2 separate regions of the Homo sapiens genome follow, and region 1 is linked to region 2. A link is an interaction called in ENCODE POLR2A ChIA-PET data of the cell type or tissue named here. Cell type or tissue: K562. All regions are shown on one strand. Links, peaks and the distances in the headings refer to the core of each region. The heading gives the core; the rest is flanking DNA.

Region 1 (8,017 bases), core at 1,262-6,261, 130 kb before region 2:
CCCTGCAGCCACATTAGCCTGGCCAGCCTCTAGGCCTTTGTCCAGCTCCATGCTGGCCAGCCATTCCCTCCCGGCCAAGCCCTGAGCACAGGCTGGAATCGGAGAAGAGTCTCTGAAGAGTCTCTACTTCTCTTTCCTTTTTTTTTTTTGAGATGGAGTCTCGCTCTGTTGCCCAGGCTGGAGGGCAGTGGCACCATCTCGGCTCACTGCAAGCTCCGCCTCCTGGGTTCACGCCATTCTCCTGCCTCAGCCTCCTGAGTAGCTGGGACTACAGGGGCCCACCACCACGCCCAGCTAGTTTTTTTGTATTTTTAGTAGAGACGGGGTTTCACCGTATTAGCCAGGATGGTCTCAATCTCCTGACCTTGTGATCTGCCCATTTTGAGATGGAGTCTTGCTCTGTCACCCAGGCTGGAGTGCGGTAGTGAGTTCTCGGCTCACTGCAACCTCTGTCTCCCAGGTTCCAGCAATTCTCCTGCCTCAGCCTCCCGAGTAGCTGGAATTACAGGCACCTGCCACCACATCTGGCTAATTTTTGTATTTTTAGTAGAGATGGGGTTTTGCCATGTTGGCCAGGCTGGTCTCGAACTCCTGACCTCAAGTGATCCACATGCCTTGGCCTCCCAAAGTGCTAGGATTACAGGTGTGAGCCACTGCGCCTGGCCCTCTTTCTTTTTGTTAAACAATTTTTTAGAGACAGGGTCTCACCCTGCCACTCAGGCTGGAGTGCAGTGGCACAATCACAGCTCACTGCAACCTCAATCTCCTGGGCTCAAGTGATTTTCCCACCTCAGCCCTCCGGATAGGACTACAGGTGTGTGCCACCATGCCTGGCTTGCTTCTCTCTCTCTCTCTCTCTTTTTTTTTTCCCAGAGGAGGTTTTCCTCTGTTGCCCAGGCTGGAGTGCAGTGGTATGATCATGGCTAACTGTAGCGTTGACCTCCTGGGCTCAAGCAATCTATCCTCCTGCTTCAGCCTCCCAAGCAGCTGGAACTACAGGCACTTGCCACCACGCCCAGCTAATTTTTAATTTTTTGTAGAGATGGGGTCTCACTATGTTACCCAGGCTGCTCTTGAACTCCTGGGCTCAAGTGATCCTCCCGCTTTGGCCTCCCAAAGTGCTGGGATTACAGGTGTGAGCCACCGCACCCCGCCACTTCTCTCTTTCTTGTCTGCCTGGTTCTCTCAGTGCGCTCTGCAGAACCAGAACAGCGAAGTGGGTGGCAGGTCCCCTTAGGGGCTCTCACCAATCTCTGTGGCACAGCTGACCAGCCAGCGCACCATCTCCCTCCGCCGCCAGGTCATTACGTTCAGAGTCATCCGCATCACCTGCAAGGTAGGGGTGGGGAGAAGGGGGTTAGCCTGAGTCTTGGGCTGGCCTATGGAGGGGCGTTGGGAGATGGAGGACCCCAGAAACACTTGGAGGTTAAAGCTGATCCAATGAACCCGGGTAAGTGATCTCAACTTTCTGGGCCTCAATTACCTAGAAAATGGAGATAAAATAGTATCTGTCTCATAGGATTGTTGTTTTTTCTTTTTTGTTGTTGTTTTGTTTTGTTTTTTTTTGAGATGGAATCTTGCTCTGTCACCCAGAATGGCATGCAGTGGTGCGATCTTGGCTCACTACAACCTCCGCCTCCCGAGTTCAAGCATTCTCCTGCCTCAGGCTCCCAAGTAGCTGGGATTACAGGTGCCCGCCACCATGCTCAGCTAATTTTTGTATTTTTAGTAGAGATGGGGTTTCACTATGTTGGCCAGGCTGGTCTCGAACTCCTGACCTCAAGTGATCCGCCCGCCTCAGCCTCTCAAAGTGCTGGGATTATAGGCGTGAGCCACTGCACCCAGCCTGATTGTTGTGAGAAGTAAACAAAATTGCGTAGGTGAAGCTTTCTGCAAGGTGCTTATTGCTTGAAAATGCTCTCAGGTAATGTCAGCTCTTAATATCACTGCTGTTGTTGCTGTTCTTCTGAAGTGAGTCCTCACAGATCCTACCCCAGATCCCACCTCATAGATCCTATGCCGGAACAAACCAACCTGTCCCTTCGCTCCTGAAACCTCCATGCTTCCTGTTGGCTCCTCTCTCTTGCCTCTAAGTACCTGCTGTATAAGCCCCACCTTCACTAGGTCCCACCACCAATCAGCAGCTCACGTGTTTGCCTCTCCCCTGAGGCCCCATCCACAGGTCCTGTCCTGCAGACCCTGCCTTCTGTAAGCTCCTACCTCTTGAGTAGCCTCTGAAAGCTCCTTGTCTTGCTCCCCACACTACAACGGCTCCAATCAGGAGGCTGTCCAGGGCTGATTCTGCACCCTGCTGGCCCTTGTTTGTTCTAGCTGGGAAGGTCCCCAGTTTCTTTTTTTTTCTTTTCTTTTTTTTTTTTTTTTTTTGAGGGTCTCACTCTGTCGCCGGGGCTGAAGTGCAGTTGTGGTCTCTTGGCTCACTGTAACCTACACCTCCTGGGTTCATGTGATTCTCCTGCCTCAGCCTCCCGAGCAGCTGGGACTACACGCGTCCACCACCATGCATGGCTGATTTTTGGGAGAGACGGGTTTTTGCTGTGTTGGCCAGGCTGGTCTTGAACTCCTGGCCTCAAGCGATCCGCATCGGCCTCCCAAAGTGCTGGGATTACAGGTGTGAACCACAGGGCCTGGCCCCAACTTCTTTTTTCTTTTCTATTTTTTTCTTTTAGAGTTGGGGTCTTCTTGCTCTGTTACCTGGAGTACAGTGGCGCGATCATAGCTCACTGCTGCAGCCTCAAACTCCTGGCCTCAAGCGATCCTCTCGCCTCAGCCTCCTGAGGAGCTGGGACTACAGGGGTGCACCATCACACCTGGCTAATTTTTAAAGTTTTTTGTAGAGATGGGGGTCTCACTATGTTGTCCAGGCCAATCTCAAACTCCTGGCCCCAAGCAATCCTCCCACCTTGGCCTCCCAAAATGCTGGAATTACAGGTGTGAGGCACTGTGCCCGGCCCTATTCCTTATCTTCTTAGTGAACTTCTGCCACCCTTTGAGGCCCCGCCCCTTACCTGTCTATCCTGCAGACCCCACCCTCCTCCAGGTCCCATGGCACTCACACCCTACCAATGACACCTTTCCAGCAAGCTGCACCCAAGATTTGGCCTTGCAGGACCACCCTTTGTTCAGCCCCTGGGGATGACCCAGACACTCAGTTGCAGGCCCTGCATACAGGACTTTTTTTTTTCTTCCCCAAGACGGAGTCTTGCTCCGTCCTTCAGGCTGGAATGCAGTGGTGTGATTTCGGCTCACTGCAACCTCTCCCTCCTGGGTTCAAGCGATTCTCTTGCCTCAACCTCCCGAGTAGCTGGGATTACAGGCGCGTGCCACCACGCTTGGCTAATTTTTGTATTTTTAGTAGAGACGGAGTTTCATCATGTTGGCCAGGCTGGTCTCGAACTCCTGGCCTCGTGATCTGCCCCCCTCGGCCTCCCAAAGTGTGGGATTACAGATGTGAGCCACCACACCCGGGCTCATACAGGGCTTTCAACCACAGACCCCACCCCTAGAGTTGGCATCTCATCTTCAAGACCTTCCGCCAGGCCAGCCCTTCAGTGGTGAATCCCTCTCCTTAGGCGGCAATCCTCTTCAGGCCCTGCCCCCAAGGAAGCTCTTTATTGCTAGGCTCTGCCTCACCCTCAGCTTCAAACTCACCCACCCATGATCCTTAACCAATAGCACATCACTCCCAGGCCCCACCCCCAGGCTCCGCTTGCGATCCATCTGCTGGCTTGCAGGCCCTGCCTCTCCGCTCCAGTGACAACTCTCCCCTAGACCTCAGTCTCCTCCATAGACGGATTCTATTAATAATTCATAGGCTTCATCCCTACTGGGAACCCCATTCCCACACTCCCATGACTTACAGACCTTGGCCTTCTGTGGCCCCGCCCCTAAAGGTGAGGTTCACACTCAGGCCCCACCTGCAGAGGTGTGGCCCAAGTGAAGACCCCATCCCCAGAGACACGATTCATCCAGTCCCCATTCCCAGGGGAGTGGCTCACTCATGCCACGCCCCCAAGGAAGTGGCCCACACTCAGGCCACGCCCCCAGAGGTGTGTCTCACTCACAGTCCCCGCCCCAAGAGTGGTTCTCGCTCAGTCCCCAGCCACAGAGGAATAGCTCACGCAAATGCCGGGCCCCCAGCGAAGTGGCTCACACTCAGCCCATGCCCCGGGAGGCGCAGCTCACAGTCAGTCCTGGCCCCGAGCCACCATCGCCCTCCCGCATCCACCTGGCAGCCCTCACCTGCAGCCCCAGCTCCAGTGCGATGCCCAGCAGCGTGGTGTCTGGTGGGGCGCTGACCGGGGTGGCTGTCTTGCAGGCGTCCTGCGCCAGCTTAAAGAGCAGGGCCGGAGAGTGGATGTTCTGCTGGATGGAGCCCAGTACCGTGTGCAGCCACTTGGGGTCTCCTGGGTGAAGGGCGGGACAGAGGACACCATCGGATACACCTCAGCACCAGCCTCTGACCACCACCCGACCTGTTCACACAGATCCTTCCACCCAGGGGCACATGTGTGAGTGTGGAGGGATGTGTACTGGGCCATGGTTCTGTGAAGATTCAGACCTCAGTGCCCCTAGCCCTTGCCAATTATCTCCTCTCTGGCCCTTTCCTGTTACAGAAAGCCACCTAGGGGCCGGGCGCAGTGGCTCACACCTGTAATCCCAGCACTTTGGGAGGCTGAGGTGGGTGGATCACGAGGTCAAGAGTTTGAGACCAGCCTGGCCAACATGGCGAAACCCCATCTACAAAAATTAGCTGGGCATGGTGGCGGGTGCCTGTAATCCCAGCTACTTGGGAGGATGAGGCACGAGAATCGCTTGAACCCGGGAGGCAGAGGTTGCAGTCAGCTGAGATGGCACCACTGCACTCCAGCCTAGATGATAGAGTAATATCCATCTCAAAAAAAAAAAAAAGAAAAGAAAAGCCACCTAGGGATCCTATGGACCTCTCCCTCATCTCAAGGGCATTGGTTGCACACCCAGAATGCCAGGGTTCAAATCCTGGTCCTGCCACCCACTAGCTGTGTGACCCTGAGCAAGTCACTTCACCTCTCTGTGCCCTGGCTGCCCCATCTGTAAAATGGGTAACACTCAGGCAATGGAACCCACCTCACAGGGTGGTGGTGGGCCCATACTTGGCAAGGCCTTAACATGGCAAGGAGCTGCTCAAATGTTAGCTTTTATTATTATTATTATTATTATTATTATTATTATTATTATTATTTTGAGATGGAGTTTTGTTCTTGTTGTCCAGGCTGGAGTGCAACGGTGCAGTCTCGGCTCACTGCAACCTTTGCCTCCCGGGTTCAAGTGATTCTCCTGCCTCAGCCTCCCAAGTAGCTGGGATTACAGGTGCCGGTCACCACGCCCAGCTAATTTTCATATTTTTAGTAGACACAGAGTTTCACCATGTTGGCCAGGCTGGTCTCGAACTCCTGACCTCAGGTGATCCCCCGGCCTCGGCCTCCCAAATCGCTGGGATTACAGGCGTGCACCACTGTGCCTGGCTAATTTTTGCATTTTTAGTAGAGATGGGGTTTCACCATATTGGCCAGGCTGGTCTTGAAGAACTTCTGGCCTCAAGTGATTTGCTGGTCCCGAACTCCTGGCCTCAAGTGATTTGCCCGCCTCAGCCTCCCAAAGTGCTGGGATTACAGGCATGAGCTACCGTGCCCAGCCAATAATTAGGTTTAGATGAGGTCATGAAGTTCAGGTACTCATGAGAGGGTTAGTGACCTTAGAAGAAGATACACTGGAGAAATTTAACTTCTCCTCTCTGTCTCTCCTCTCTCCCTCTTCTCTTTCTTCTCTCTCTCCTCTCTGGCACCTGACTCCTCTCTCTCCCTCTCTCTCTATCCCCCCCTACTATCTCTCCTTTCTCCCTCTCTCTCTCTCCCAGCCTCCTCTCTCTCACTTTCCTCTCTACTCCCCACTTCACTCCCCCCAACTCTCAACAAAGCAAGAAGGTGGCCGTCTGTAAGCTGAGAAGAGAGCCCTCACCAGGAGCTAGCCATACTGACATAGTGATCTTAGACTTCTAGCCTACAGAAATGTGAGAAAATAAATTTTTGTTGTTGAAGTCACGCAGTCTCTGGTGTTTTGTTACAGCAGCCTGAGCTAAGACACCAGGTACCTGCAAGGCTCCACCTCATCTTCAGGTCTCTGCTTAAATGTTCAACTGTTTTATTCCACTCCATGGCACCTGTTACCGTCTCATTTACTGCATCACTCTCTTCTCCCCACTAGAATGTCATTCCACAGGGCAGGGGATCTGGGACAGTTTTGTCACCTGCTACATCCCCAGCACCTGAGACAGTGTCCGGTACATATAGGAGGTGCTCAAAGAATGCAGGGGGAAGTTTGTGAAAGGATAAGAGGAGGCAGGAAAGTTAAGAGGGAAGGAAGAAGGAGATGACAGAGGAGGAAGACAAAGGAATCGGGACAGCTGCCAGCCTCACCCTTGGCGGCCGTCAACATGGTGGAAGCCAGTTCACACTGGCGGGTCTCCAGGTGGCCAAGGATGAACCAGCGGGGGAAGCGGTTGCTCATGATGGAGTCCAGCGGGCTGGGATGAGGTTCTCCAGCAGGAAATGCTGTCTCCAGTATGGGCAGCCTGGGTAAGGGGAGAAGTGAGCCATGGTGAGGAGGGGCTGCTGTCCCCATTCTCTCTAGGAGACAGAGAAGCCTCCTGGCCCAGCCTCCCCACTTCAGCCAGCAGAGCCCTGAGAGCCCAAGATGATGGAAGATGTGTGTGCAAGATGTTCACTGCAGTGTTGTTTATAAATTGATACATTTACTTATTTTAGAGACAGGGTCTCACTCTGTTGTCACCCAGGCTGGAGTCCTGTGGGACAATCATAGCTCACTGAAGCCTCAAACTTCTCGGCTCAAGTAATCCTCCCACTTCAGCCTCCTGAGTAGCTGGGACTACAGGCACGTGCCACCATACCTGGCTTTTTTCTTTCTTTTTTTTTTTTTTGAGACGGAGTTTCACTCTTTTTGCCCAGGCTGGCGTGCAATGGCGCAATCTCGGCTCACTGCAACCTCTGCCTCCTGGGTTCAAACGATTCTCTTGCCTCAGCCTCCCGAGTAGCTGGGATTACAGGCGTGTACTACCACACCTGGCTAATTTTGTATTTTTAGTAGAGACGGGTTTTCTCCATGTTGGTCAGGCCGGTCTCAAACTCCTGACCTTAGGTGATCCGCCCTCCTCGGCCTCCCAAAGTACTGGGATTATAGGCGTGAACCATGGCTCCTGGCCCTAATTTTTGTATTTTTAGTAGACATGGGGTTGCATCATGTTGGCCAGGCTAGTCTTGAACTCCTGTCCTCAAGTGATCCGCCCGTCTTGGCCTCCCAAAGTGCTGGGATTACAGACATGAGCCACCATGCCTGGCCACTGATCTGTATTTCAATGACTTAATTCTGTCATTGTTCTGCCAGAAAAGCCACAGACAATTCACAGATGAATGGACATGGCTGTGTGCCAATAAAACCATTTCTGGACACTGAAATTTGAATTTCATATATTTTTCATGTGTTACAAAATATTCTTTTGATTTTTTTCAACCGTTTATAAATGTAAAAACCATTCTTATCTCATGGGCTGTACGAAAACAGGTGGTTGGCCAAATTAGGCCCCATGGGCTGTATTTTGCTGAGAAAAAAAATTCTTGCATAGAAAAGTCTGTTGTCTAAATCTTGGCTCTTACAGGCTGTTCTTTCTAAATATTCTGGAAAAACACTCCAAACTGTGTGTGTGTGTGTGTGTGTGTGTGTGTGTGTGTGTGTGTGTATGTGTGTGTGTGTTTGTGTGTTTTAAAGAGATGGGCCAAGGCGAGAGGGTCGCTTGAGGCCAGGAATTTGAGACCAACCTGGGCAATGTAATGAGATCCCATCATTACAAAAAAAATTTTTAAACTAGGCCGGGTGTGGTGGCTCATGCCTGTAATCCCAGCACTTTGGGAGGCTGAGGTGGGTGGATCACGAGGTCAGGAGATTG
Region 2 (10,624 bases), core at 2,283-7,282:
TATTATTTTTCTCTTCTATGCAGCAGAATTGAATTCTAACTGATACATGTATTCACATGCTGAAAGGGAAAAAAATGACTATTACTAAAATACTTCCTCTTCCCTCTTTTTCTCTCCTCCTCCTTCTATTCTTTTCCCTCCCGCTCCTTCTATTCTTTTCCTCCTCCTCTTTCTTCTTTGCTAAAATGTGCTTAAAGGGTCTGGATATTCTGGCCGGGCACGGCGGCTCATGCCTGTAATCCCAGCACTTTGGGAGGCTGAGGCGGGCAGATCACTTGAGGCCAGGAGTTCGAGACCAGCCTGGCCCACGTGGTGAAACCCCATCTCTGCTGAAAATACAAAAAATTAGCCAGGCGTGGTGGCACATGCTTGTAATCTTGTAATCCCAGCTGCTTGGGAGGCTGAGGCAGGAGAATTGCTTGAACCCAGGAGGCAGAGGTTGCAATGAGCCGAGATGAGCCAATGCAGTCCAGCCTGGGCGACAAGAGTGAAATTCCATCTCAAAAAACAAAACAAAACAAAAAACAAAAAGGGTCTGGATACTCCTTGCTGAGTTGTGGCTAGAATCAAGTTAGACAACGGTCTTGGGGCCCATGAAATAATGCCTAGCACCTAGAAAGGACCCAGAAATTAGCAGTTGTTACTATTCTAAAATAGAATAAGTCAGAAATTACGCTTCCTGGTAATGGAATACTTTTCAGTGCGCTATGCTCCGTATTTTGATTAATCCGTGGCTCAGTGCGACTCTCCCAGGGGAAATAATGAACCATATTTTGCTTTTCAAACATCCCTGGCATTTAGCTATTTATTCTTGTTATGTGAAACCCCTAGACGGTCTGCTTATTTAATTGCCCTGATTGGAGCTGTAAGAAATTACGTTGAACATCTGTAAGCAAGGTTTTTATGACACAGGCTTTTGACTAACAGAAGAGAATGTTATGGTCCCCATTTTGACTAGGGAGAGCCTCTTTCAGTTCGTTCCCATGTTCATCTGACAAAAACACTCCTTTAGTCTTTAAAGGCGTTTTCCTTGTTTTCTGATACAAGTAGATATTCTGAACTCTGCCTGTTCATTTCCAGGGCACAGATTTTTGTTTTGGTCGTTCTTGTAGTCTCAGGGCTGAGAACAGAGCCTGACACTGACTGACTGACTGACTGACTGACTGAATGAATGAATGAATTTTTGCATTTCACTCCTTCCTCTGCTTCTTCCCCCATAACTCAATTTTCACCATTGATTAAGTCAGAAATCAGAACTGAGACATTACTGGGCCACTCCAAAGGCTCTCTGAGGTGCCACCTGCCCCCCGACACCCCTTCATTGCAGCTCAGCCCAGCTGGGCCCCAACTCCAGGATCCTAAGGCTAAAAATACCTCAGTGCAGCCTTAACAGCTCCCAGCATCCTGGCTATTTTTAGGATACAGGAAAGGATGAGGGATAAATGTGACTGAGGGTCACCTCCAGGGAGGAACATCTCCTTCCACCATCCAGAAATGGCCACACCTGGGAAAGACTCAAATCCAAGAAGTAGATGATCACACGATATGCTTTCCTTCAATTCTGGATTTTGAATGCCTGCCGGGCAGCTGGCATGCTCTGCTGGAGATGAAAGGAAACAGTGTTGCAGAGTCAAATCAGAGAAGCCACGAAGATTCTATGCAGCCTCTGAACTTTTATTACCAACTGCTGAGCAGTAGTTATTGGATAACTCAAGGAATACAATTGTCCCTTAGTGTCCAAGGAGGATTAGTTTCAGGACCCCTGCAGATACCAAAATCTGTGGATGCTCAAGTCCCTGACATAAAACAGCATAGTATTTGCATATAAATTATGCATATTCGTCTATATACTTTTTTTTTTTTTTTGAGATGGAGTTTTGCTCTTGTCGCCCAGGCTGGAGTGCAATGGTGCGATCTCGGCTCACTGCAACCTCTGCCTCCCGGGTTCAAGTGATTCTCCTGCCTCAGCCTCCTGAGTAGCTGGGATTACAGGCACCCACCACCATGTCCAGCTAATTTTTTTTGTATTTTTAGTAGATACAGGGTTTCACCATGTTGGCTAGGCTGGTCTTGAACTCCTGACCTCAGGTGATCCACCCACTTCGGCCTCCCAAAGTGCTGGGATTGCAGGCATGAGCCATGGTGCGTGGCCTCCGTCTGTATACTTTATTTTAATTTTATTTTATTGAGATGGAGTGTCCCTCTGTCGCCCAGGCTGGAGTGCAGTGGCTCGATCTTGGCTCACTGCAACCTCTGCCTCCTGGGCTCAAGCAATTCTCCTGCCTCAGCCTCCTGAGTAGCTGGGACTACATGCGCCCGCCACCATGCCCAGCTAATTTTTGTATTTTTAGTAGACATGGGGTTTCACCATGTTAGCCAGGCTGATCTCGAACTCCTGACCTCATGATCCGCCTGCCTCGGCCTCACAAAATGCTGGGATTACAGGCGGGAGCCACCATGCCCGGCCCTTGCCTGCTTCTTTCTTTGGAAATCACAATAAAGACCTTTGCCTATGTTTTCCCCACTACCTCTGCCTCCTGACCAACCCTGGTGCTTTCTCATGTGTCCCTGTATGGCATGGAGTGCCCCGTCCTCTCGGGAAGAGTGAATAACAAACTTTTGTGTTTTCTAATGGCAGTCATATCCTGATCTGTTGGCCTCACCATACATGAATAATAATAAAACGTATTTTTTATTTTTATTTTTATTTTTATTTTGAGGCAGAGTCTCACTCTGTCACCCAGGCCAGAGTGCAGTGGTGTGATCTTTGCTCACTGAATCCTCCACCTCCTGGGCTCAGGCGATCCTCCCACCTCAGCCTCCCGAGTAGCTGAGACCACAGGTGCTGCGCCACCAATGCCTGGCTAATTTTTTGTATTTTTTTGGTAGAGACAAGGTTTTGCCATGTTGCCCAGGCTGATCTTGAACTCCTGAGCTCAAGCTATACGCGTGCCTCAGCCTCCCAAAGTGCTGCGATTACAGGTGTGAGCCACTGCTCCTCGCCCTCAAAAATCATATGTTTTATTTTATTTTTTGAGATGGAGTTTTGCTCTTGTTGCTCAGCCTGGAGTGCAATGGCGCGATCTCCAACTGCAATTAACTAGGTATAGTGGCGCACGCCTGTAGTCCCAGCTACTCAGGAGGTTGAGGTAGGAGAATCGCTTGAACCCGGGAGGCGGAGGTTACAGTGAGCTGAGATTGCACCACTGCACTCCAGCCTGGGTGACAGATCAAGACTCTGTCTCAATAAATAAAATAATAAATAAATAAATACATTCTTTATGGTTACCTTGAAAATTGTCTTCTGGAAAAGCCTTGTTAATGCCCAGTTATTTACAGATTATTTCACTGCAAATTTCAGATGGCAGGGTATATCAGTCAAGGTTTTTGTTTGCAACAGGAGTGAGTTCTGTGGATCTTCAATTTAAGGAATGGGTTTTATGGAAACAAGTGCAGATGTTCACAGAATAGACAAGAAGCTGCAAAAACAGGCTTGGAGGAAGGGCATAAATTCTGGGAGCTCTGGGGGTCTAGTGAATACCATGAAGGTTATAAATTGTTGTAGCTGATACTAATGTTGAATTGCCCTAACCCTGGGAAGATACTACCAGCTACCAGTATTTGTATCTTCTTGCCCAAGGGATTTTTTTTTTTTTTTGAGACAGGGTCTTGCTCTGTCATCCAGGCTCCGTACAGTGGTGTGATCATAGCTCATCGCAGCCTCGACCTCCTGGGCTCAAGCGATCCTCCCACCTCAGCCTCTCAAAGTGCTGGGATTATAGGTATGAGCCACTCTACTCGGCCCCCAACAGCTTGCTTGCTTTCTTTTCTTCTTTTTTTTGGGACAGGGTCTTGCTCTGTCACCCAGGCCGAAGTGCAGTGGCACAGTCATAGCTCACTGCAACCTTGAGCTCCTAGGCTTAAGCTATCCATCCGCCTCAGCCTCCTGAGTAGCTGAGACTGCAGGTGTGTGCTACCACGCCTGGCTATTTTTTTTTTTTTTTGAGATGGAGTCTTGCTCTGTTGCCCAGGCTGAAGTGCAATGGCATGATCTCAGCTCACTGCAATCTCTGCCTCCTGGGCTCAAGCGATTCTTCTGCCTCAGCCTCCCAAGTAGCTGGGATTATAGGCGCACGCCACTACGCCCAGCTAATTTTTGTATGTTTAGTAGAAATGGCGTTTCACCATGGTGGTCAGGCTGGTCTTGAACTCCTGACCTCAGGTGATCTGCCTACCTCGGCCTCCCAAAGTGCTAGGATTATAGGCATGAGCCACCACGCCTGGGCTATGCCTGGCTAATTTTTTTTTCATTTTTAGTAGAGATGGGGTCTTGCTATGTTGCCCAGACTAGTCTCAAACTGCTGGGCTCAAGCGATCCTCCTGCCTCAGTCTCTCAAAGTGCTGGGATTACAGGTGTGAGTCACTGTGCTTGGCCCCTGAGGGCTTTCTTTAAAGCTGCCAAAGACTGAATAGCAGAGTGGAAGTATCTGAGAATTAACAGCCACATTCTTCATTCCCTAATAAGCCCCCCTAATCAGTGACCAATGGGAGCTGGTGGATAAATACCCCAGCTCCCTCTCCCCTCAAGTGGGATGACTCTAAGGTGTGTGTTCCACTCAGTCCCCAGCATTTTCCAGCATGACTGAACCCCTGTTGCCCACAGAGGTAACTTGCTCATCATGCACCTTTATGGACTGCCCTCTCTTCTCTGTGTCACACCCCTATTCCCCTACTGGTATCTCCTGGCGTCTCCCTTAAACAAACTACTTGCCCATTGAGTCCTTGGGTCATTGTCTACTTCTGGGAGAACCTAAGTGAAGACAATTGCATTCCATGGTAGAAGTCTGCAGACCCATGAATTTAGGTGTCAATGTTAGCACCTAGAGGTTCCTTGGAATTCTCCCCGTCACTTGGGGACAGTATTCCTCCAAGATAGGAGCCAGGTAGGGTGGAGGTCTCTAGGCCTGAAAGCCAGCTCTGTTCAGTTTCCTTCCTTGATATTGTGGGAGAAAAGCCTTTAGCAGAGTTCAGCACATCCCTTCTCCTGGTCACTTGTGTGTTATGCCAAACTTCCATGCGCATTCACGCTGGATAAAAAGTTCATAGGAGGTTCATCCTTGGCATGTCTGTATTAGATAAACCTTCCTCCTTGGATCCCAGCTAGAGAGTTCAGAGCCAAGGTCTCATGGCAAACAGCTCTGACTACATGCCATCTCTGCCACTGTTCTACAAACATTCTCAAATGACACTGGGACACTCACCTAGGAGCCAAAGCAATGAGCTTTGGGTTGACCAAGTGTGTGTCACAGGCTTGCCCTGGGAGGCTAGTGTTGGGAACAGTCCTTGTGTTAAGACAACTTTCAGCTGGACAATTCCCCCCAAAAAGGGAAGTCTGAATGCTAATGGGAAGGTGTGGTATAGCCAGAAATATAGCCAATGTCATCTACCCAAGGGGAAGGAGGGCTTGTCACTTTCATGATTTCTTTTTTGTATTTACATTGCAGCCTATGACAGGCCCAAGAGCTGAGGACCCACCTAAGATGTTCCCAGATTCCTGACCCTCAGAAACTATTAGATAATAGATACGTGTTATTTAATGTCACTGAAGTTTTGAGGTAATTTGTTATGCAGCAATAGCTAACTAATACAGTGCTCATTATCACACCTTTTATTGGCTTCCTTTTCCTGTCTGCCTTTCTTTTTTCTTTTTTTTTTTTTTTTTTTTTTGAGACAGAGTCTCGCTCTGTCTCCCAGGCTGGAGTGCAGTGGCACAATCTCAGTTCACTGCAACCTCTGCCTCAGCCTCCTGAGTAGATGGGATTACAGGCATGCACCACCACGCCCAGCTAGTTATTTGTATTTTTAGTAGAGACGGGACTTCACCATGTTGACCAGACTGGTCTCAAACTCCTTGACCTCAAGTGATCTGCCTGCCTTGGCCTCCCAAAGTGCTGGGATTACAGGCGCCGGCCAGCATCAGCTTCCTGATCCCTGAATTGCAGTCCTGGAGTTGTGGTTTTGAACTTAACCTTTTGGGCAATGGCCCCTCAATTTCCTCCTGTATTAATGAATTAAGGCAACCACTGCTGCTGTAACGCCTAAATCCCTTAACTCCAGTGTGTTTTAAGACAATAGAAGTTATTTACCAGAAATTGACAAAAAAGAGACAATAGAAGGAAGATTTTGCTCATGTGAAGTTGTGGTGGGGTGGAAGCATCTTAGACTGCAGGACATTTCTGAGAGACTTTGGCCAGGCCATTGAGCCAAAGTTGCTTGTCCCAGAAGATTTCTGAGTCTCTCAGGACCTGGCTTGCCACAGTGTCCCTGCTCTGCTCAGGCCCGGGTGAGGAGCAGCCCTTGGGAAACATGGCCTCAGTTCCTATGACGTGCTGGACTTCAGAGCCCAGCAGCTGGGGTGCTTGTTCAATCACACTTCTTGCAGATCCCAGAGGTGCATTTTCATGATCATCGGCCCATGATTTCAGAAATCCAAGGTCTTTCCATCTTGAGGCTCCACCATAGCCAAAGCCTTGGAATTTTGCTTTCAGTGGATGGAGACACAGAATTAGAGCGTATGGAGCATCTATGGGAGGGTTTTTATTTTTATTTTTATTTTTATTTTTGTTTTGAGACAGAGTTTCACTCTTGTCGCCCAGGCTGGAGTGCAATGGTGCGATCTCGGTTCACTGCAACCTCCGCCCTCCCAGGTTCAAGCAATTCTCCTGACTCAGCCTCCTGAGTAGCTGGGACTATAGGCACGCACCACCACACCTGGCTAATTTTTGTATTTTTAGTAGAAACTGGGTTTCACCATGTTGGCCAGGCTGGTCTTAAACTCCTGACCTCAGGTGATCCACCCACCTCAGCCTCCCAAAATGCTGGGATTACAGGCCTGAGCCACCGTGCCCAGCCTAAAACATTTTTAAACAGGCTTTTTTAGGCCAGGCACGGTGGCTTAAGCCTGTAATCCCAGCACTTTGGGAGGCCGAGGCGGGTGGATGACCTGAGGTCAGGAGTTTGAGACCAGCCTGGCCAACATGGTGAAACCCCATCTCTACTAAAAATACAAAAAATTACCGGGCGTGGTGGCAGGCACCTGTAATCCCAGCTACTTAGGAGGCTGAGGCAGGAGAATCGCTTGAACCCGGGAGGCGGAGGTTGCAGTGAGCTGAGATCCCACCACTGCACTCCAGCCTGGGCAACAAGAGCGAAACTCTGTCTCAAAAAAAAAAAAAGGCTTTTTTTCTCTGTAAGTTAACTCTACCTGATCCATGGAGTCTTTTGGTTTCTATTTCTCTATTGTTGGGTCACAAAAGCCTAGTACTGCTCATGTAGCAAGATTTTCATCCCCAGCAACTCAAGGTCACACCTATTCCCTCACCCTCATCACTTTAGCAAACATTAGCTTCATTTCCGGCTCCCAAGACCTGCTCTGAGCACCTGCCTTTCTTTCCCTGGGGGCTTTCTCTTGCAGCCAGGGTCTGTTTTGTCTTCACTGTGACAGCCAGAAGTGCTGGGGAATCTAAGTCCCCCAGGTGCCGTCTTCCTGCTAATGACTGACAGAGGTCACGGATCCATCCTCCAGCTCCCTTGCCCCTCCAGTGGGATAACTGTCAGGTGGATTTCCACCTCCCATTTCCCAGGGGATTAAGCCCTTATTGCCCACAGCAGTAACTCACTAAGGATGTATCCTTTGCTAGCTGCCTTCTCTTCCCCTCTTTCTTGCTTATTCTCTACCGATGCTTCCTAGGGGCTATTTCCTAAATAGTCTACTTATCCTCAAATCCTTGTCGCAGGCTTGGCTCCTGGGGGAATTCAAATTAAGACATTCTCAAAGTAGGTAAGTAGATTGAGCTTCTTAAGTCTATGCAACTCGAACATGATTATTTGTGTGTGTGTGTGTGTGTGTGTGTGTGTGTAGAAAGTATAACTTAAGCCGGGTGCAGTGGCTCATGCCTGTAATCCCAGCACTTTTAGAGGCCAAGGCAGGGGGATTGCTTGAGGTCAGGAGTCCAAGACCAGCCTGGGCAACAAGCAAGACCCTATCTCTAAAAAATAAAAAATAAATGAGCCCAGTGAGGTAGTGTGTGCTTGTAGTCCCAGCTCCTCTGGAGGCTGAGGTGGGAGGATCACTTGAGCCCAGCAGTTTGAGGTTACGATGAGCTATGATTGTGCCACTGCACTGTAGCCTGAGCAACAGAGTGGGACCTTGTCTCTAAATAATAATAATAAAGACAGCAGGCTGGGCACGGTGGCTTAAGGCTGGGCATGGTGGCTCATGCCTGTATCCCAGCACTTTGGGAGGTTGAGGCGGATGGATCGTCTGAGGTCAGGAGTTGGAGACCAGCCTGGCCAACATGGTGGAACCCCATCTCTACTAAAAATACGAAAATTAGCCTGGCATGGTGGCAGCCGCCTGTAATCCCAGCTACTCAGGAGGCTGAGGCAGGAGAATCACTTGAAGCAGGGAGGCGGAGGTTTCAGTGAGGCGAGATTGTGCCACTGCACTCCAGCCTGGGCGACACAAGAGTGAAACTCCATCTTAAAAAAAAAAGGAAAGCACAAGTTCAAAAGGTAAAACCTTACGAAGAGTTGAAATTGCCCCAGTAAAATTTTGTCTTACTCAGGAGACTGAGGTATGAGGATTACTTGAGCCCAGGAGGTTGAGGCTGCAGTGAGCTATGTTTGCACCATTGCACTCCTGCGTAGGGGACGGAGTGAGAACCTGTCTCAAAAAAAAAAAAAAAAAAAAAGAAAAAAGACTTTGTTTTGCAGTCTCCTATAGCACATGGAATAGGACCCCAGTAGAGCTGTGTATTCTAGAAATGGTTGGGTTGGTTTGTGATTTGAAGTGGGGGAAAGAAAACCAAGGAGATGTTTTCACCAGCAACCTGGAATTGCTAACAATTCTTTTAATACTTTGAAATGGGTCGTGGAGGAGTTGGCAGCTCCCCACCTCCCTTCAGCATGCAACTGGATGGAACGGCAGACGTTTCTGAGCACAAAGAACATCCACACATCCATTATGCACCCGCTGACACCATCAAAGGAGAATCTCCATCTTTTGACCCCATTTTGGAAACTAGCAGGCTGTCAATATCTGTTAAAGGGCTGAACGGTTTCTTTGCCAAACACGACTTCAACTGGTAGAAAACTGTCGGTCTTCCAGCTCAGGAGCACCTGGGATGCTTGGCACCCCACCTGGCTTGGCTGCTTTGGGGGATCATGGAGTGCCACCTGCCCTCCTGAGTCACAGCCTCTCTGTGGGCACACGCCATTGTCAGAGATGCCAGCTCACTGACGGATGTCTCATTGCAGCTGCACCAACCACTGACTTGAGTCTTGAGTCACTGCCTGTTCAAGGGCCAAGAAATAGAAGCAGAAAATGGATTCTTTTCTATTTCACAGAAGTTGGCTGGCTTTCAAGGCGAGTGTGCTTTTAAGACAAATGCTTGATTGGGTTTTGGGCACAAGTTTCTCCGTTTTTTTGCTCACTCTCGGAGCAATTTGACAAGGACACCAACCAGGGCTTGGCAGTGCCCTGGGACCAACTGGATGAGGAGAAATCAAAGCCCTACAGTCACTATTAGGGATTCTTTGAAACATCTGGGATTTCTTTTGGCCAAATTACCAGGCTGTGAGAGGAGATTGGAGATAATTCCGTGGAAATTTTTAACTCTAGCAGAAGACATCTGCAGGCTGGCGTAGAGTGAGAGAAATCTGCAGATGTATGATTAAAGTTTGCTTCCCCCATTACAACAGAAATGTATAAGCTGTTTCTTGCTGATACAGCATCAGAGTAGCAGGCAGTGTGGGCAGCCACACCCGGACCTCACCCCACCTCAGTGCATCCATCCCCTGGTTTCTTAATGCTTACATGCTACCTGCTCACACCTGTGACCTTCAGAGGTTGTTCTTGGGCCCTGGAGCTGCCCTGCCCATATGGAGGGCCAGAGTGCCTTGGAGCCTACCTTGCTCAACCTTCCCTGGCAGCCAATCATCAATAGGTTTAGGGGTCAGTTATGGACTAAATGTTTGTGTGCCCTCCAAATCCCTGTGCCCCACAATGTGACTGTATTCAGAGATAAGACTTTTAGGAGGCAATTAAGTTAAATGAAGTATTCAGGGTGGGGCCCTGATCCAATAGGATTAGCATCCTTATAAAAAGAGGCAGCAGACCAAGGTGCGGTGGCTGGCATATGTAATCCCAGTGCTTTGGGAGGCTGAGGTGGAAGGATTGCTTGAGCCCAGGAGTTTGAGACCAGCCTAGGCAACATAGTGAGACCATCTCTACAAAAATACATGAAAAAATAATTAGCCAGGTGTGGTAGTGTACATCTGTAATCATAGCTACTGGAGACGCTGAGGTGGGAGAATTCTTTGAGCCCAGGAATTAAAGGCTGCAGTGAGCTATGATTCTACCACTGCACTCCAGCTTGGGCAATAGGGCAAGACCCTGTCTCTTAAAAAGAGAGAGAGAGGCCGGGTACAGTGGCTCATGACTGTAATCCCAGCACTTTGAGGGGCCGAGGAGGGTGGATCATTTGAGGTCGGGAGTTTGAGACCAGCCTGGCCAAGATGGTGAAACCCCATCTCCACTAAAAATACAAAAATTAGCCAGGCG

What was found. Peaks named below come from ENCODE experiments on the same cell type or tissue, not always from the same donor. Only the 100,000 strongest peaks of a DNase experiment are listed, where the experiment ranks them.
Region 1: POLR2A ChIA-PET joins it to region 2 with 5 read pairs; 2 of 35 experiments call an interaction of 5 or more read pairs at or near these places.

The regions. Positions count from the first base shown.
Region 1 is chr19:13,821,957-13,829,973 of GRCh38, reverse strand. It overlaps ZSWIM4 (zinc finger SWIM-type containing 4), which reads right to left. Exons shown (of 14, transcript NM_001367834.3): 11 at 6,474-6,628; 12 at 4,261-4,424; 13 at 1,248-1,329. Among named protein-coding and RNA genes, the nearest start is that of MIR24-2, 10 kb to the left of the region's middle. RefSeq lists an enhancer at 3,494-4,190. In K562, for the core only: no CTCF peak of the experiment used is centred there; DNase peaks (open chromatin) are centred at 3,693 and 4,053.
Region 2 is chr19:13,691,005-13,701,628 of GRCh38, reverse strand. The region is part of intron 4 of LOC105372284 (a long non-coding RNA gene); the gene reads left to right. Among named protein-coding and RNA genes, the nearest start is that of YJU2B, 52 kb to the left of the region's middle. In K562, for the core only: no CTCF peak of the experiment used is centred there; no DNase peak of the experiment used is centred there; H3K27me3 peaks cover 1,751 bases.